Linked DNA regions of Homo sapiens: region 1 is linked to region 2. Evidence: chromatin contacts called from ENCODE Hi-C or POLR2A ChIA-PET data. All regions are on one chromosome and are shown on one strand. The core of a region is the stretch at or near the end of the contact, and the rest is flanking DNA. Distances in the headings are between cores, read along the strand shown. Region 1 overlaps STPG4 (sperm-tail PG-rich repeat containing 4). Region 2 overlaps EPCAM-DT (EPCAM divergent transcript).

Region 1 (6,132 bases), core at 1,819-4,318, 200 kb after region 2:
AAAGGATTAATAGCATTATCTATAAAATTATCATAACAATCTATAGGAAAAACAACAGAAAAGTAAAACAGATAAAGGACATAAATAGACAATTCATAAATAAATTCAGATTACAAGGTGAAAAATCTTTTGATCTCACTAACATTTAAGTGTGTGAGAGACTAAAAGGCTGATTGAAAGCTCTCTGTATGTGGGTGGTATAGAAGGCTAAATTATAGCCCCCAAAGATATGTCTATGCCCTAATGCCTGGAATCTATGGATGTTACCTTACATGGCAGAGATTTTGCAGATGTGGCTAAGGATTTTGGGATGGGGAGATTATCCTGTACTCCAGGGTGGGGAAGAATGAGATTACACACACACACACACACACACACACACACACACACACACACGAGGAGAGGGCAATTCAAATATAGAAGCAAAGATTACAGTGGTGCAGCCACAAGTCAAGAAATGCTGGCAGCCACTAGAAGCTGAAAGAGGTAAGGAACAGCTTCTCCCTTAGATCCTCTGGAGGGAGCATGGCCCTGCTGACATATAATTTTAGCCCAGTGAAACTGACTCAGACTTCAGACCCTAGAACTATGAGAGAATAAATTTGTTTGTTTAAGACACTGAATTTGTAGTAATTTGTTATAGCAGTCATAGTGAATGAATACAGGTGGGGATTATCTCCAGGTGGGTTTCATACTGGATGGGTGGGATAAGGACCTGGCTTTTCCTTTGATAGCCCATAAATATCCGTATCTGTAGGTCTTTTTTCTAGGATATGTCAGTTGATTCAAAACGACTCATCAGCTTCCTGCCTGGGGTTTAAGCCAGCTGTCAGTGTTCTGGGAGCTGAGTGGAGGGAGGGGCCTGTGGTCTCATCATTCAGTGTGTAGAAGTTCACTTAATTCCAGTTTTCAGTAAAGGCCCACATCCTCACAGTGCTTGGGGCTCCTGAGTCCAGATCTGTGGTGCAGTCCCCTCAGAACTAAACTCCCTGTCTCCTGTAGGGATATGGGAAGGGGAGTTGCCTGACAGCTAGGGGTGAGGGGAGACGGACCTGAAGTAAAAATATTCAACCAGACCTTCTGCTTTCAGATCTACCCCCACCCCCACCGCACAGGTGCCTGATGCCTTAAATTCCCCAGCTTTTCTTGTGTTCTGTGGAGCAAATCAGCTTGCTTCTCCTTCGCAAGTCCTCTGCAAGGATTTACGCTTCTGCCTTCTCTACACTGCCAGGTCAGCTACTATTCCTCCAAACTGCTTCACATCTTCCAAAAATATGTCATTCTCTCATGTTGACTGCTGTCTCTCTCTTGGCTCTTTGTGTATGTGTATGTATAGTTGTGTGTTGCGGGGGTAGGGTGAGATAGAACAGGAACCCCCTCTTAGGGACCTGGATGCCCCACCAAACATAAATGTTTTTTATATTTTAAATTCCTTCAAAAATTTTTTCAGATACCTATTGATAGCTAGCCCTGAGAAGTAAATAACTTAATAAAAAAAAGATAACAGTAGCCAAAAACAATAGCCAAGAACACTAAAATCACAGGATGTTTGCTACCCCTATGACCTCTTAACATATGACTGAAACCCGGACCCCCACCAAATGAATGTGCCAGGTCCATAGATGTCAAATAAGGGGGAACTGGGACTAAACTCTAACCACATTCTTTTTTTTTTTTGAGACGGAGTCTTGCTCTTTCGCCCAGGCTGGAGTGCAGTGGCGTGATCTCAGCTCACTGCAAGCTCCACCTCCCAGGTTCACGCCATTCTCCTGCTTCAGCCTCCTGAATAGCTGGGACCACATTCTTATCCTAAATTTCTTTCAGGTGGGACCTGGAAAAAGTCACACCCACAAGCCAGAGCTAACATTCTTTTCTGCTGGTCCCCAGTTTGTTTGTTTTTTGTTTTTGTTTTTGAGACAGAGTCTCACTCTGTCGCCCACGTTGGAGTGCAGCGGCACAATCTCGGCTCACTGCAACCTCCACCTCCCGGGTTCAAGTGATTCTCCTGCCTCAGCCTCCCTAGTAGCTGGGATTACAGGTGTGGGCCACCACGCCCAGCTAATTTTTGTATTTTTAGTAGAGAAGGGGTTTCAACATATTGCCCAAGCTGATCTTGACCTCCTGACCTTAAGTGATCCACCCACGTTAGCCTCCCAAAGGGCTGGGATTACAGGCATGAGCCACCGCCCCTGGCCTGGCCCCCAATTTTTAAACCAAGCCTCTTTTTTATCCAACTGCAAATCAGAAAATCTTTAAATGTACCTATGACCTGTAAGCCCTTGGTTCATGCAATGTCACCCTTTTAGGCTAAATAAAACCAATGTATAACCTCCATATATAATTTACAATTTTGCCTGTAATGTCTGCTTTCCCCACATTTAGCCCTACCCTTAAAAATTCTTACCTGCAAGCCACTGCGGAGGTCAGGACTTAAACATTAGCTGTCTGGCCCTCCTTGCTTGGTGCCCTGCAAATAAATGCCTTCCCGTTTTCTACTACAAACCTCACTTTAGGTATCTGGTCTTACTGCACTGGGTGAGCAGCCCCTAGTCTGTTCTACAATAGTTACGTCTTTTTTTATTTGATGGGAAAAGAATGGAGATAAATGCATGTGTTCAGTTGGCTTTGGAAGCAAGCAGTTAGGACACCAAGTTTTTTCTCCACTGCATGATATTGTATTTCCTTTGAAATGCATGCTTTTAAATGAAGGCTGTGAGTTAATAATGATTTGTTTACTATTAGTACAGAACAACTGAAAAATAATTCAGGCAGGACAATCTACTTGGTATGTGAAATAGCAGAAGGTAGTTGATTGTGACCATTTCTGCCATTGTTCTATTGCTTTTATGGAGGAGATTTTGGGAGATGCTTACTCTGCCACTTTTACTGATATCACCTCATCCATTCCATTTTATAAATAAAAGTGATTCACTGATTTGGAACATCCTGTCCTTTGAAAAAGTAAAAAGAATACTTTTATGGAAAATGTTCCAAGGCAAAGTAACAGCCCAGGGCTGTGATTCATGTCTGTCTTAAACATGCATTCCCAGAGCAGACTTATGGATTTGGTTTAGATCCACAAACTTGTGAACTGCAGAGAGGAAACTCTTTTGATCCCAGCAGTGGGAGATGGTGGCGTGCAGTGTGGGTGTGGTAAAGAAGCAATGTTTGCTGAGAGAACAATGTCTCAAACCTTCGTGTGATAAATGCTGTAATCCTTAGGACATTATAATGTGCCATTCAGCTTTTATACGAAAACTCATTTGGTTGATTTTATCATTCAGTTTAATTGTTCTAAAAATTAGCTTCATAGTTATGGAAGTGTGAAGGATTGTTAAAACTGGAAGAAACTTTATAAATCAACTACAGCATGTAGTAGGGTTAACTTTGATAATGATCTTGACTACCACCCGTTTAGTGTCTTCTGGTGCCAGGTGCAATGTTCAGTGACTGACATAGACTGTCTCATGTAATCCTCATAACTTGGGGAGATAGTATTAATTTATCATCTCTATTTGACAGGTCAGGAAGTGGCCATTAATTGCTCAAGGTCACACAACTATTAAGAGATAGAGTCAGGGCTTAGTTTTTTGGTGACCTCAAAAGCTGGGCTTTGAGCTGTCTTACCACTTAGTGCAGCGGTCCCCAACCTTTTTGGCACCAGGGACTGGTTTCACAGAAGACAGTTTTTCCATGGACCAGGGTTGGAGTGGGGAATGGTTTCGGGATGATTCAAGTGCATTACATTATTGTGCACCTTATTTCTATTATCATTACATTGTAATATATAATGAAATAATTATACAACTCACCATAATGTAGAATCAGAGGGAGCCCTGAGCTTGTTTTCCTGCAACTAGACAGTCCCATCTGGGGGTGATGGGAGACAGTGACAGATCATCAGGCATTAGATTCTCATAAGGAGTGCACAACCTAGATCCCTTGCATGTGCGGTTCACAATAGGGTTCCTGCTCCTATGAGAATCTAATGCTGCCGCTGATCTGATAGGAGCTGGAGCTCAGGCAGCAATGCGAGTGATGGGGAGTGGCTATAAATACAGATGAAACTTCACTCCCTTGCTCGCCCACCCCTCACCTCCTCCTATGAAGCCTGGGGGTTGGGGACCCTGACGTAAGCAACTCGCTTAAAACCTAAAGCCAAGTAGTCAATATTGTGCTGTCAGACCAGGTGCAGTGGCTTAACCATATAATCCCAACATGCTGGGAGGCCAAGGTGGGAGGACCCCTTGAGACCAAGAGTTCAAGACCAGCCTGGGCAACAGAGCAAGACCTCATCTCTATTAAAAAAAAAATATATATATATATATGTTGTACTATCTCTAAAGTGACAACTTCCCCCTGATAACTGAGGCTTGATCATGAGGCCAGGTTTCCCCACTTGACCCCTTTGCAGTAGAATGAGTTCATATGCAAGTTCTTTCATCTGTTCCAGAAATCATTTTGGATGCTTATGTGTGTGACACCCTATGCCAAGTAGGCATTGTTGATACAAAGGCAAGTGAGACATTTTATCAATGCTCTCTTTGTGCTTCAACAGGGCAGGGATAGTCTAAGGTCAGTTATCCAACCAATGTGTATACACGCAAGCACACACAAACTTATACATATTAAATGAGAGTCTGTGATTCACAAGGTGTGTGTCTGGCTAATGTGGGAACTTGAAACATGGCGCCCCAAATTAGACACTGATGACTCAATTTAACATTATCTGTTGGGCCGGGCATGGTGGCTCATGCCTGTTATCCCAGCACTTTAGGAGGCCGAGGCAGGCAGATCACCTGAGGTCAGGAGTTCAAGACCAGCCTGACCAACATGGAGAAACCCCATCTCTACTAAAATTACAAAATTAGCCAGGTGTGGTGGTGCATGCCTCTAATCCCAGCTACTCGGGAGGGTGAGGCAGGAGAATCACTTGAACCCAGAAGGAGGAGGTTGCAGTGAGCTGAGATAGTGCCATTGCACTCTGGCCTGGGCAACAAGAGCGAAAGTCCTTCTCAAAAAAACAAAAACAAAAAACCACATGCATCTTCTTTGTTCCAACAGCCACCTCCAAAACTTAGCAATACATTTGCTTGATAAGCTTCCCAGCAAGTGCCCGACCCTAGGTAGAGGAAGGAGAAGAGGGCATGGGTGAAGAGAAAGCTTGGTTAAGGCAAGGGGCACCCATACCCATTTCTCGGAGCCTACATCCTAAGCAAAAATCAAATAAACCAAAGCGCTAGGTGTCCTCTCAGCTTTTGGGTCCAAGAGCCTTTCCATAAGGTATTCATTAGTTGAGGGGCCCAGGAAGGGAAATTTGTATTTATATCTTTCTCACTCACTGCAGCAATGCCTGAAACTCCACAGGTAGGATATGAGAGCCCAAGAGTTGACATATACCACCCTTGATTTAACTGTTGAGAAATGTTTTGTGGAGGATTTTGCCTTTTCACATGTCCTCTTCTAAATGCATAAGCTCCCAAAATGAGGAAAATATTGATCAAGTTCATACTAAGGCATTAGTGACCTATCAGATTCTCTCCCCTTCTCCGCCATGCTCCCAGGAACATAAATGAGACAAGAATTAGGGTATCTGAGAGAAAGAAAAGGAACCGAAAAGAGGGAGAAATGTGAGACAGTGTCCCACTTATGTCCTTATTAACTGTTCTTTCAGTGCATGGAACACGTGTGCTATGCTTTTAGACAGTAGCCTTAAGACAATTCCGTAAAACCGTCTACAAAATAAGAAAAAATAAAATTTACAGAGTTGCTATGTTGGGAATTTTCACAGATGTTTAACTAGTAAAATACGTAAGTCTGTCGATTCTTATAAGATGAGCAATTTTGACATAAATGTGAAATAGAATAGTTTCAGAGAAACTCTACAACAATGAATGTTAAATAAATGGAGCTCCTGTTTATGTGGGATAAACCGCTATTTTGTGCAATTTGAATATCCTTCTATTCCTTAGATCTGCAGGGAGCCCTAGGGGCCTAATCACCTCTTAAAGTCCACACCTCTGAATACTATCACGTTGACAATGCCTGAATTTTGGAGGGGACGCATTCAAACCATAGCATAGGCCAGCCACTGGACATAGGCCCCTTGGGCAAAAGATTGGTGGAGTTTAT
Region 2 (6,465 bases), core at 1,495-3,994:
TGTACTTTAATTTTGTTAAGTAAAAACATTTTTAAAAATCTGCTAACATCACTATCATTTCATAAAGTAAATGTAATTTCAATGCAAATAAACCCCAAGAAAGACACAATCTCAGAGTACAGTCCAGGCCTTTAGGTTGAATAAATCTACCTTTGTAAACACCTCCTTTCGTTGTCCTGATTTTCCTCATCTCACCGTGGGCTGGTGAAAACGTCCTCATGTGTAGCACCTGTTTAAGGACTGCCATCCAGGAACCACTGTGGTACTTCATACGATCCCCATAAACCCTCTGCAAGGTAGACAGGGAAAGTCTTGTTTACCCCACTCTACTAACGAAGAAATCGAGGCTCAGAGAAGTCTTGTTTAAGGACACACAGCCTGAAAAATGGCAGGGCCAGGTTACAAACCCATGTTTTCAGACTGCAGGGGTCCAGTGCTCTTTCCTTCTATACCTCAAAGCGTTCACAAAATGCACTCACTGACCACTGGCTTGGTTGCTGTGTGAGGACCTAAATGTTCAGAAAGAGAAGAAGCATTTCCAAGTGCCATTTCCATTGAATGGAGTAGTGCAGCTGGCTGAAAGGTAGCCCCTGGATTCAGGGCGAGATGGGAAGCCCCTCAGGGGCAAGGTCGGAGTACATTTCCTCTTTCATTCCCGGGCTCAGCCCACACAGGGATGAGCATACGGGGCTGGCAACAAGTCCTTGCAGCTTAGAAGTGTGAGTGTGGTTTCTATTTATTTATTTTTAATTAAGAAATTTTTTTTTAGAGACAGGGTCTTGCCATGTAGTCCAGGCTGGTCTCAAACTCCTGGGCTCAAGCTCTCCTCTCACTTCGTCCTCCCAAAGTGCTGGGATTACAGGCGAGAGCCACTGGGCCTGACTGGAGTATGCTTTTTTTGGTTTGTTTTTGAGACGAAGTCTTGCGCTGTCCCCCAGGCTGAAGTTCAGTGGTGTGATCTCAGCTCACTGCAACCTCCACCTCCCGGATTCAAGCGATTCTCCTGCCTCAGCCTCCTGAGCAGCTGGGATTACAGGCATGTGCCACCATGCTCAGCTATTTTTCATTATTTTTAGTAGAGACGAGGTTTCACCATACTGGCCAGGCTGGTCTCGAACTCCTGACCTCAGGTGATCCGCCCACCTCAGCCTCCCAAAATGCTGGGATTACAGGTGTGAGCCACTGAACCTGCCCTGGAGTATGGTTTTAAATGCTAGTTTTTATCTAACAGAATTTTACTGTGGTAAGAAGGGAGGAAGAAAAAAAATCCCAGACTTAATTTGAGAGGATGTTACTGGGAGTTGGGAGAAAAGGATGAAATCCAGAGAAGACTTGATGGAGGCACCCTGGGCAGTGAGGGGAGGAGGGAGGCAGCAAAAGGGGCCTTATCCCTGAAGGAGGACAGCTGGCAGGGAGGCAGGAGCATTGTCTGTGGTGTCCCACTGTCTTAGGATCAAGACCACACCCCTGATATTGCCCCCCAGTGCCTAAGGCCTTGCCCTGCCTACTGCCCTAGTGTCACCTGCACTACTCTTGTTCTGGGTTTCTGAGCTCCAGACACATTTCCTTAAAGATATCCCCATGGGACCCCACCTCGGGGCCTTTTTGTTTTTTTGTTTGTTTGTTGTTTTTTTTTTTTGGCAGGGTCTTGCTCTGTTGTCTAGGCTGGAGTGTAGTGGCACAATCACAGTTCACTGCAGCCTCTACGTCCTGGGCTCAGGCAATCCTCCATCTCAGCCTCCTGAGTGGCTGAGACTACAGGTGCACACTGCTATACCCAGCTATTTTTTTTTTTTTTTTGTAGAGACAGGGTTTTGCCATGTTGCCCAGGCTGGTCTCGAACTCCTGGGCTCAAGCCATCCTCCTGCCTCGGCTTCCCAAAGTGCTGGGATTACAGGTGTGAGCCACTGTGCCGGGCCCACCTCAGAGCCTTTGAGCATGGCATTCCCGCTCCTGGGTTTCCACCAGTACTTACTAATGCCTATTCATCTTTTGGTGACTTCCCTGACTCCTATCTACCAGCTGGAGGCGTAGACAGCCCAGAGCCACATCAGCCCACTTCCAGAAGCAGTGAGCATTTCAATGTCCACAGTGTGCACAGGCCCCAGGGGCAGTGGCTTCACCAGGAGGTGCTCATGAAGCCCACAGTAGCACCAAGGAGCACTCCTTATCTTGTCCTGGATGGAGTCAGCACCCTGAGCCTTCCCTTCAGATCCTTGTTATAGTCTGCAATTACGTATCTGGGTGATTGTTTCATTAATGTCCTTCTCCCAACTAAATAGTCAGCTTCCTTTTTGTTGGCCATGGTATCTGCAGCCTAGCACGGACCCAGAGGCCTGGACGGTGCCCGCTAAGTGTTTGTGGAATGGCTTCCTTCCTTGTTTTGCCAAGGGGTGCCAGAATGTGCCACTGGCATTTGCTTTTCATTTACACTATTCTTGTGGCTAGGGTGGAGTGGGTTGGAGGTCATGGCCATCTCTAGAGAGCTGTTCCAAGACTACTTGAGCTTGTGTTTTCTTCCCAGCCCAAGATTCAGAATCCACTGGCCTTGAGTTCGCCCTGTCCTGGGGACAGTGGGACCTGTCACCTGCTGGCCAAGGTAGGGCTCCAACTTTGTGAAAAGTACATGCGGCAGGTCTGACCCTTAAACAACTCTTCTGACGTGTGGAATGCAGGGCTGGGTGGGAGCAGCCGGCACACCTGTCATTCACTGTTTAGCCACTGAAGGGCAGTGTTGCTCCACAGGAAGGGGCCAGGCAGATGTGCGCCATCACTGTGGCTCCCAGGTCGGAATGAGGATATTTTAGCTAGTCCCTACCAAGCACCACTGGTGTGCTAGTCACTTTGAATATAGTACTCGTGCAATCATGCAAGAGAAAGTTGATGACCCGTAGTGTAGTGTGGTGTAGTGTGGTGTAGTGTAGTGTAGTGTAGTGTAGTGTAGTGTAGTGTAGTGTGTAGTGTAGTGTAGTGTAGTGTGTAGTGTAGTGTAGTGTAGTTTTTGAGACAGGGTCTCACTGTTGTCCAGGCTGGAATATAGTGATCAGGGCTCACTGCAGCCTTGACCTCCGGGGCTCAAGTAATCCTCCCGCCTTAGCCTCCCAAATAACTGGGACTACAGGTGCACACCACTACACTTGGCTAATTTTTGTATTTTTTTTGTAAAGATTGGCGGGGGGGGGGGGGTCTCACTGTGTTGCCTAGGCTGGTCTCGAACTCCAGGGCTCAAGTGATTCTCCTGCCTCAGCCTCCCAAAGTACTGGGATTACAGGTGTGAGCCAGCACACCCAGCTGACCCTTATTTTAAAGATGAAGTAAAGAAAATCGGAGAGATTAAATGATGTTTTCAATGTTTCATGACTAGTAAATGGCTAAGCCAGAAATCAACCTCAGGTCTGCCTAAATCCCAAACCCCGTCAGTGCCTTCACCTGCTCTCCCTTTGTCACGATGGCCAATCTTTTCTAGCATGTCTTCCTAGCAGCCACCTGCCAGGGTAGTGCTGAGTGCACAACCTTGTCTCACTCAGCTGGCTCAATTTAGCCAACTTTTGATTACCGAAATTAATACAGGGGTCACTGACTTGGGTCTAAAATTTTAAAATGGGTTATTAAAATGCTTGCTTTGGCCAGGCGCAGTGGCTCATGCCTATAATCCCAGCACTTTGAGAGGCTGAGGCAAGAGGATCATTTGAGGTCAGGAGCTCGAAACCAGCCAGCCAACATGGTGAAACCTAATCTATACTAAAAATACAAAAATTAGACAGGTGTGGTGACACTCACCTCTAGTCCCAGCTGCTCGGGAGGTTGAGGCAGGAGAATCACTTGAACCCAGGAGGCAGAGGTTGCAGTGAGCCGAGATTATGCCACTGCACTCCAGCCTGGGTGACAGATTGAGACACTGTCTTGAAAAACAAAATAAAATAAAATGCTTGTTTTGATTCTAGAGACTGTTATTCGGTATGCATGGGATAGGGGGAGGAGGGAAAACAGATTTGTCCTTCCATAGTCCTCTCTCTGATCTCATTCTGCAATCTTTCCTCCCCCTTCCCCACCCAGCCCTCACACAGCTGCCAGGCAGCTTTCCAACAGATTTGATCAGATGGCTCTCTCACTACTGTACTGGGCCCCCTGTAGCTTCTGGAAGAAAGTCCCACTCCTTAGCAAGCAGCCCAGGTGCTTCCTAAGCTGCCAGCTACCTTGCCGCCAGACTTCTTCCCCACTGGCTTACGAGGGTGCACTGTCAGCCCCAGCCCCCTGAGCCACAGCATTCAGTATCTAAAGCTGTAATCTCTCCACTGCAGAGTGAGAATGAAGATACTGGCCACCCAGGTGGTTGTAAGGCTAAAACCACCACCTTTAAAGATCGCTTGGCACAGTGCTGGCCACAGTGGGGCTCATCACCACGTTTCTCACCTTCCCTTCCTCAGCCCTTGGAAATGTGCAAGTATAGTACAACCTACAAAGGCAAATCCATGTGGTATAGTGCTCTGCACAGTGCAATCCCTGTGTAAACATTTCTAGACACAGAAATGTCAGCTGGGGCATTATTTTGCTCAGGCTGACACTGAGGAAGACATTTCCTGGATTTTTTTCCTGTGCCCATGGTGAGGTCCAAAGTGACCCAAATACCACCTAAATCCCTGGATGCTAAACTCCTTGAGGGCAGAGACAGAGTTATGAACCTCTGGGTCTCCCCATAGGTCCAACCCAGCACTAGGTCTTCAGTGGCGTCTCTAAGAATGTCAGTTGGTCAATTTGTTATTCAATGGGCACATGACAAGTTGCAGGAGTGCACAGGTGCTTTCAGGGTATCATCATCTCAAACAGAAACAGCATTGTTTCAAAGAGCCTGTAGGAGTCCAGAAGAAATACAGGACTTTCTTCTTCCTTTTGCAAAAGCTGGCAGTTTAAAGCCACAGGGCATTAGATCAAGAATGCCATGAGGCTGACCAGTGAGGGGCTTGACTTTGAGGGCTCTGGGCTGGTTGGGCTGGCCATGCTTACACTTGGAAAGCAGTAGGACCCATTCCCTGGTTTTGAGCATTCAAAGTAGCCTTGGCTTACTCTCTGCTCTGAGTTCTCACTTCAGTCTTCCTATTCTGAGGTTCAAAGAACTGCAAATAGTCCTCAGACAAAGCCTGTGGGGTGTCTCCCCAGATTCCAGGAACTCTCCAAATCAGATAGACCAGGATTATGAAACTCAGCCTCTTCTATGAAGGGTCCCACTGGATCCCATAATAAGTGGGAATTCTACCCTCAGCCCAGACTCTCCGGACTCCAGCCCAATCTCAGTCTTAACCTCAGGGTTCCAGCTTTCCTCCGTCCATTGCCACATCAAACTCACCTGTTCTGGGTTTGCATGTCAGGTACATTTTCTGATCAATATGCATTTGCCTATTCCTATTCTGTGACTAAGGTATTCCTTGGGTATTGATGGGTCTGCCTGCGTGTGTTCTCAAATCTAAAGTCATCAGCTACCCTTTGAACATTGTAAGCATGTTATATACAGGTTATTTTTGCCTTTAGTTATCTCAGTAACATTATATTCCATGTTATATGGCATTTAAACTATCTGGGTGGTCTTGTATATAATACTTTACTTCCTTCAGAACCACAGGAAAAACTAATTGCTATTACTTCTGTGAGAGATGGGGATTCTCAAGGGACTTGCCCGTCAGTTTACAAAGTAGTGATGGGGCTGGGCGTGGTGGCTAATGCCTGTAATCCCAGCACTTTGGGAGGCTGAGGCGGGCGGATCGTTTGAGATCAGGAGTTCCAGATCAGACTGACCAGCATGGGTAAACTCCATCTCTACTAAAAATACAAAAATTAGCTGGGTGTGGTGGCGCATGACTGTAATCCCAGCTACTCAGGAGGCTGAGGCATGAGAATCACCTGAACCCGGAGGCAGAGGTTGCAGTGAGCTGAGATTGCACCACTGTACTCCAGCCTGGGCAACAGAGGGAGACTCTGTCTCAAAAAAAAAAAAAAAAAAAAAAAGGAGCAAAGCCTCTGGCTCTTGTGTCAGCAGTCTCACCAGCCAGGGCTCTGTTTGTGTTCTGTAGTAGCCCCCACAGGGCTACAGGCGAATATATTGCAGTTGCAGCCAGTAAGGATGATGCAACTGAGAAAGGCTGGCGGGCAGGTGGGTGCAGCCGGGGATGGCCAGGGATAGCCAGCCAGGCAGGGAACTCCTGAGCTGAGACTGCTGAAAGATGGATACTTCTGGGCCCCAGAAACAGCTCTTGGCTCCCAAATACCCTCTCAGCTTCCTGAAAACCTCTAAATAGCTAGGCGCAGTGGCTCATGCCTGTAATCCCAGCACTCTGGGAGGCTGAGGCAGGCGGATCACTTGAGACCAGGAGTTCAAGACAAGCCTGGCCAACATGGTGAAACCCCATCTCTACTAAAAATACAAAAATTAGTTGGCCATGGTGGCACGCACCTGTAATCCCAGCTACTCGG

Evidence for each region. Hi-C counts contacts between places; a loop is a spot of excess contacts on that map. ChIA-PET counts read pairs that join two places held with the same protein, here RNA polymerase II (POLR2A). Pooled maps may share reads with other maps.
Region 1: a loop to region 2 is called in a pooled map, with 2.6 times the contacts of the local background. The contact joins two enhancer-like sites. A Hi-C loop is called at or near these places in 6 of 168 maps with a recorded cell type or tissue (Caco-2, K562, MCF 10A and 3 more), 1 of 37 single-sample maps with no recorded cell type and 9 of 50 pooled maps. POLR2A ChIA-PET finds 5 or more read pairs at or near these places in 6 of 52 experiments (H1, HepG2, Panc1 and 3 more).

The regions. Positions count from the first base shown.
Region 1 is chr2:47,116,112-47,122,243 of GRCh38, reverse strand. All of the region lies in intron 5 of STPG4 (sperm-tail PG-rich repeat containing 4), which reads left to right. Among named protein-coding and RNA genes, the nearest start is that of STPG4, 36 kb to the left of the region's middle. Within about 2 kb of position 3,068, at least 3 of the 41 ENCODE cell types and tissues checked have a DNase peak (open chromatin) inside an H3K27ac peak, as active enhancers do.
Region 2 is chr2:47,319,555-47,326,019 of GRCh38, reverse strand. All of the region lies in intron 3 of EPCAM-DT (EPCAM divergent transcript), which reads left to right. Among named protein-coding and RNA genes, the nearest start is that of BCYRN1, 13 kb to the left of the region's middle. RefSeq lists enhancers at 2,415-2,574, 2,556-2,850 and a silencer at 2,556-2,850. Within about 2 kb of position 2,744, at least 3 of the 41 ENCODE cell types and tissues checked have a DNase peak (open chromatin) inside an H3K27ac peak, as active enhancers do.